Linked DNA regions of Homo sapiens: region 2 is linked to region 1. Evidence: chromatin contacts called from ENCODE Hi-C data. All regions are on one chromosome and are shown on one strand. The core of a region is the stretch at or near the end of the contact, and the rest is flanking DNA. Distances in the headings are between cores, read along the strand shown.

Region 1 (3,284 bases), core at 491-2,990:
CCTGATTCAGTCCTACTGTGTGTACTGAACTTAGGCTTTCTTGTGCTCGTCTTCTTCACAGATACCCCCATGAGACTCCGAATATGCCTGAGGCAGACTGAAGTGTAGGTTAACAGATTTTTTATTTGCTTAAGGGTATAATGGATTTCATGAATACTTAACGACTGAATGAGTTTAGGCCAATGGCTGAAAACAAAGGCTAAGACCATTGTACTGGACTATAGTATTTAAGCTACTTTCCTCATCACACCCGCTTCTAAGGAATCTACCAGTCCTTCAGCCCGTAGATGGCCTTTCTTTTACTATGTAACCCATGTCCTTCACTTTTTATAGCTATTTGAACCAAAGATGAGCACTTCATGTAAAAGTAGTAAAATAAAGCCTGGATGGTGATTTTTGACTTGACATGAAGAAGTAAGTATGGTTAATCACAGTTTTCTTCCAGAAATTTGAAGTAAAAAATTTTGAAAGAATTAGTTCACATGTAGGGAGATCAACAAACATATGAAAATACAAGACTGACACCTTGCCCTCTTCCATATGAATATGTTTATTATTTAGTGTAATCGTAAAAAATATACTTTGAATTCAGGAATAAACCTCAAAATACAAGAACACGCTATCTAATACTATCCCCCCAAATAAATAGTGTCTTGAGCCCCTTTCCTATATATTTCTGATTCCCTAATCAGAAATATAATACATAACAATCCTTATAGATATAATAATTATAATTATAAGTCACAACTTCTATTTTTCTACCAATGATTAGGCCATTTATAACTTTCTTTTTCATTGGAATAACAGTGTACTTTTTATTCTGAAAGCCCAGTTCATCTGATGGATGGACCCCTTCTATAGCAAACATTTCAGGTAAACATATTTTATTTTTATTTTCATGCTAAAATTTTTTTTGTTTACTTTTTTTAGTACAAAGATCATGAGTAAGGGCCCAAGAAATAAACAGAGTTTCTGATTCCTAGATCAATTTTAGTTTTAGCCCACATGTTTCCTTAAAATCAACATCCTCTTTTGGGAAAAAAATGCAGATGACTTCTTTCTCACAACCAAAGAATGAAACTAAAACATGTCCTAGTAAACTGAGAAATCCTTATTATCCTTAACATTGACAGGAGTGTATGGAATTCTCTTGCTTTTGGGAGACCCTCACCCGACCTGGCTGAGGATCAGAAGGGTGTGGATGATAAAGTACTATGGCGCAGGTGTACTTACGTAATCTTCCTACCAAATTCCCTATGTATTCCTAAAAACATATAGCAGCGCTTTCTAAACACTGGTTCATGGAGTCCATCTGTAATGATTTTCCTAGAAATGAGAAAAAAAATTCTGTAGTTAATTTTATATAAAAAAATTTATTAAATTTAAAAATATGTTCTTCATGTAAATATCTCCTCCTTTCTATATTCTGGAGTTTGAATATTCTTTCTTTTGTGAAAAGATAATATTAAATAGTGTTTCTTTCTCAAGATCTCATCTTGGCCTGGTAAAATACTGGCCACCATATGTTAATCCAAATGTACATTTTAAATTTTACTAAAAAATTCAGCATAGAGACTACTGAAGTAGAATCAAGACTTGCTGGAAAAATAACCATGTGCTGAACCAGGAAGCCATACAGAAGCCACAGGTAAGGCCAAGAAAGAATGATCATGGGCCTTACAATGAGCTTTGGTGTAGCCAAGGGTGTCATGGTTGCTCAGGAGCCAAAGGGTCACCTTAGGAGCTCACAAACAGGAGGAGGAATCTGGGGGCCAGAGTTTCAGTGATTTTGCTAAAAGGGTAGTTACCAAACAATACTGTTTATTACCATGACTACAGCCTCATTCCATGTGAGTATCTCCTGGTCTGTGAAGCCCAAGAAAGGTGGATTTTTTTTTAAAACCCAAAGAAATTGGACACTAGACTTAATGAGATACATGGAATCCTGTGAACATTCCCTCTTCTGTGCACTTGTATATGTGGTTTCATTTTTCCACCTAGGCCTATGGTTTCTAATCCCGGGTGCATATTAGAAACACCTAGGAGTTTTATATAACCACCCAAAGAGCACTGTGATGAGTCTGGAGGACTTGACCTTCTCCACGGTGTGCCCTTGTATAAGCCACTTCATTCCAGTTTCTTATTACAAAATAAAGTCACTGGAATAAATGATCTCAAAGCTTCCTTTTAGCTCAGATGTTCTACAATTCTGTTCTCTTCCACACATCTATTTTTTCCCCAAGAAGGAAGTGCCATGTCTTGATTCCAAGATGGAAAAATGACATTAATTTTTAATATATTTTCCTTCATTTAAATTTTGATTTTTTTAAAAAAAAATTTTCATTTTTTTTTAAATGAAACAACTCAAGTGCCTGGTTTTTATCTTAAAAGCAGAGATGGCAAAGAATTAGAGTACCTTATTGCTTCTTTTGCTGGGGATGCATGGCCATAGTTCACTGAAGGACAGCAAGTTCTCTTTGTTGACACACCCAAAGGACTTGCTGGAATTACAGAAATTGCTAGAAAGCTGTTCACAGAGAAATGTCTCATCAGAAGCACTCTGCTACAAAACCGCTTGAGGAGGTCGTTGGAGGCAGCTGCTGGCCACCAGGAGTTGCTGGCTGCTGTGCACTGCAGAACCTGGACACCAGAGAAAGTGCAGGCCCTGCTGGGGAAGTCCTGTGTGTGACAGGAGCTCGACCTAGAGAAACCACATAATTCAGCAGGAGTCTGCACAAGGAGCACACTGGAAGCAGGAAGCAAAACTCTTTCCTTTCTTCTGAAATTTCTCTCAAGCACTCGCTACTATCAAAATTTAGCATTGTGTTTGCTAGTAGAGAAAAAATATTTAAAGGCCCCAGATCCACTTTCATAGAACAAGCTAAAAGAGTGAATTAGAAGCTGAGATGCCATAAACTGATAACAGCATAAGCTCCTCGAGGGAGACAGCATGTCTGACTATTCCTATGTTCTTCTGCCTGGGGAACAAAGGGATTGCAGAATGTTTGTGGAAATTGCTGTTACTGTACACATCAATTGTTCTGTGTGTGTTGTCCCCAAAGCCCCCACTGTGGGAAACAGGCCCAAGCAGCATCTGGGTTTTCCCCTGATTTCCAACCTGTACTCCGTCTTCCTCTCATGTTCTTGTCTTACCACTGGAACTGGACTCCAGCTGTGGGTCTCTCACCTTGGAATAGTTTTCTCCAGACACTTCCTTAGTATTCTTTGATTCCACAGACTCTAAAATAGAGAGAAATTCACTAAACCATGTTTACTTTAGGTAA
Region 2 (3,284 bases), core at 561-3,060, 650 kb after region 1:
CTGCCTCAGCCTTCTGAATAGCTGGAACTACAGGCATATGCCACTAAGCCTGGTTAATTTCTTTTTTTTTTAATAGACTAGGTCTCTATGTTGCCCAGGCTGATCTTGAACTCCTAGGCTCAAGTGATCCTCCCGCCTCAGCCTCTCAAAGTGTTGAGGTTACAGTCGTGAGCCACCACAACTGGCCTGGGCATTTTATTTTATTTTATTTTATTTTTGAGATGGAGTCTCACTCTGCCGCCCAGGCTGGAGTGCAGTGGCATGATCTCATCTCACCGCAACCTCCACCTCCCAGGTTCAAGCAATTCTCCTGCGTCAGCCTCCTAAGTAGCTGGGATTACAGGAATGCGCCACCACGCCCGGCTAATTTGTTGGTATTTTTAGTAGAGACGGGATTTCACCATATTGGCCAGCCTGGTCTTGAACTCCTGACCTTGTGATCCTCCCACCTTGGCCTCCCAAAGTGCTGGGGTTACAGGCTTGAGCCATCGCCTCCGGCCTGGTGTTTGCTTTTCTAATCTCACTTAATCCAAAGAGAGATTGCACAGCATTTAGACCTAGTCTTTGTCAATATTTTAAGCACACATTATTGTCCAATACATTAAATATCTTAGGGATTGATATTTAAAAGACATTATTTTCTAAATATGAAAGTGTATTATTAAATGAAGTGTGGTTATACAAATCAGGCATTCCGTCTGCTTTTTCCATTTGAGTATCATTGATCTGGAGACAGGAAAGAACTGGATATTTTTCAAGCAGTTCTCCTGAAATGTTATTACAACCGAGCTGTTGGGGCCGACGAGGATTTCAGAGAACTGCAAGTCTACAACCAGGTAAGGGCAACTCCAGAGCTTTAAACAGCCGGCCAGGCCCGGAAGCCTTCCAGGCTGAGGACTCTCAGCAGCAGGACTGGCCGCGTCGAGGAAAAACAAGAGGGGAAGAGATGGCCTCTGGGGGATGGAAGCCCCAAAGGGAAGAAAGACCTGGTTTCTGGCAAAGAAACCACATTGGCCAGGAGCTGTGGCTCACGCCTGTAATCCCAACACTTTGGGAGGCCAAGGTGGGAGGATTGCTTGAGCCCAGGAGTTTGAGACTAGCCTGTAAGACCACTTCCCCCAACTCTAAAAAGAAAAAATAAAAATTAGCCGGGTATTTGGGTCAACTTGTGATAGTTTACTTTGACTAGTGTGGTCTTAGTTGTAATTATTTCGGAGGCTTGGTGATACACGCCTGAGGCGAGAGGATCGCTTAAGCCCAGGAGGCTGCAAGTGAGCTGTGATAGCGCCACCGAACTCCAACCTGGGTGACAGGGCGAGACTCTGTTTCAAAAAAAAAAAAAAAAAGGGAAAACCAGATCAGCACTTGGGGTGCCCCTTCCCCTCAGCTTTAGCAAGATCCTGTGTTTTGATGCGGTAGGCAGGTGCGTGGTTCAGTCATGCCCAATGCTCAGACCACTCCTCACTTTTCACATCCAGGAGGAGGAGCTGTCAGGTTTGACCGCACTCAAGCAGCAAATGTAGTCCAGGGGACGGCTAGAGGTGAGGTCAGCCGCAAGACTGGCGTCACTGCGTGGGCCCAGCAAAAACCTGAGTCAGGAGGCGGCCAGGCAAGGTCAGTGGAGGGGGCGGGGCCCGAAGCGGAGGCGGAGCTTGGGAAAGCCTGGCGTGAGGGCGGGGCGGGGCCAGAGGTGGGCTGAGGCCGGATCAGGCGGTGGGGGCGGTCCCCGTAGCCCCGTGAGGCTCGCGCCTGCGCACGGGCCCGCGGCGGGGCGGGACTGCGCGTGCGCGGTGCGCCGGCCCTGGAGGGCGGAGTCCGGGCGGGCGCCGGCCGAGGGAGGGGGCGCGGCGGCTTTGGAGTCCGGCGCTCCCTCAGGCCGCGGACGCGATGCTGGTTGCTGCGGCTCGGGCGGCGGGGCTGGCGGGGATGTGACGGGCGGCCCTTCGTCTCACCTTCCGTCCTCGGGCCCGCAGGTCGCAGGGCGGCCTGCAGCTGGGCCGCGGCCGAGGAGGCAGCGCGACCTCCGCACGGTGAGATCCGGGCTCAGGGCCAGAGCCGGGGCCGGGGTCGCGGCGGGCGCCGGGGGCAGCCCAAGACCAGGCACGCAGTCCGGGGCGGGGCGGAGGCCCGAACTCCCGGGCTGAGGCGGTGTCGCCCTCCCGTACCCGGCCTCCAGGGTGAGCCTCTCTAGCCCCTCGCGAGCCGCCGGACGCGGGGCGGGCGCGGACCCGGGAGGCCGGAGGGCGCCCTCCCTGCGGCTGTGACAGCGCGGGGCCTCGGGCCGCGGGCGCCGCCGCCTTTCAGGAGAAATCAGGGCGAGGCTGAGGCACTCTGATTTCGGAGCCTGGTTGCGTGTGAGGGTGGATAGGGAAAGTACCGGGGCTCCCCGAATGAGTTCGATTTTTTTTTTCTTTCAATTACTGGGCTAAATGAAAGACACACCCTAAAACACATCCTGAGGTGAAACTTTGGTGGGGCACACCGTTGCCGTAGGTTCAGATCTTCTCTCTTGTCTTTAGACATGTATTTTCATACATTTTTAAATAATGCACCTACTTTCTTGATAAAGTAAAAGGAGGAATGAAGGGACTCCTTTGTGGTGGTCCTTGGTGGCGAAGCTTGTTTCCATTTCAGTAATTGCATATTCATCTGTGTGGGCTCCCCGACCAATGAGGCTGGCTGCTCCCAGACAAGGCCTTAGCGGAGTGGAAATGACTGACGCAGGGACTCTGGTCTCAGATTAGAGTGTTGGTAGCTCACTCCTGTAAGAGAGAAATTGAGCTTTAAGCTTTTTAAAATAGCCATATGAAAAGCATTCCTTTTCTCCTGAGCATTAAAATATGACGGAACCTATTCATTTGGCCAGTTGTTTTTTTTAAAGCATCATCTTTTAGACTAGAGACTTTAGAGATGGCAGCTGCTCTTTAACCAAAAGGAACTTAAGATGCTCTCCTGCAAAAGATGGGTTCAAAACATGTCTTATCCGTCATCCATATGTGATAAAAATGTAAATATTCCTGAGTGTTTGCCTGAAATCAGTCTTCTTCCTCTTGGACTTTATTACTGTTTCTCTTAATTTATGAAAGCTTGTTACTGTTATTTTTTGTTTTCGTTTGTGTTCTAAACAACATTGGCTTCAAATAATCTTCAGGTTAAAAATGCACACTTTGTTGAACCCTTTAGCCATAATTCATACTGTCGTACTTCAGCATAAGCCATAGTTAAGAAAGCACTAGAAGCCATCCTGAAAGCAAGCCGAAAGTCTCTATTAAGAATTCTGTAAA

What was found. A loop is a pair of places that touch in the nucleus more often than their neighbours do. Pooled maps may share reads with other maps.
Region 2: a loop to region 1 is called in a map with no recorded cell type, with 8 times the contacts of the local background. The contact joins the promoter of CCSER2 here to the promoter of LINC02650 in region 1. A Hi-C loop is called at or near these places in 4 of 37 single-sample maps with no recorded cell type and 8 of 50 pooled maps.

What each region holds. Positions count from the first base shown.
Region 1 is chr10:83,675,349-83,678,632 of GRCh38, forward strand. LINC02650 (long intergenic non-protein coding RNA 2650) reads right to left here and starts at 1,741. Exons shown (of 5, transcript NR_134317.1): 1 at 1,682-1,741; 2 at 1,234-1,326; 3 at 2-97.
Region 2 is chr10:84,326,779-84,330,062 of GRCh38, forward strand. CCSER2 (coiled-coil serine rich protein 2) reads left to right here and starts at 1,811. Exons shown (of 10, transcript NM_001284240.2): 1 at 1,811-2,030. RefSeq lists a silencer at 1,575-2,304 and an enhancer at 2,355-2,704.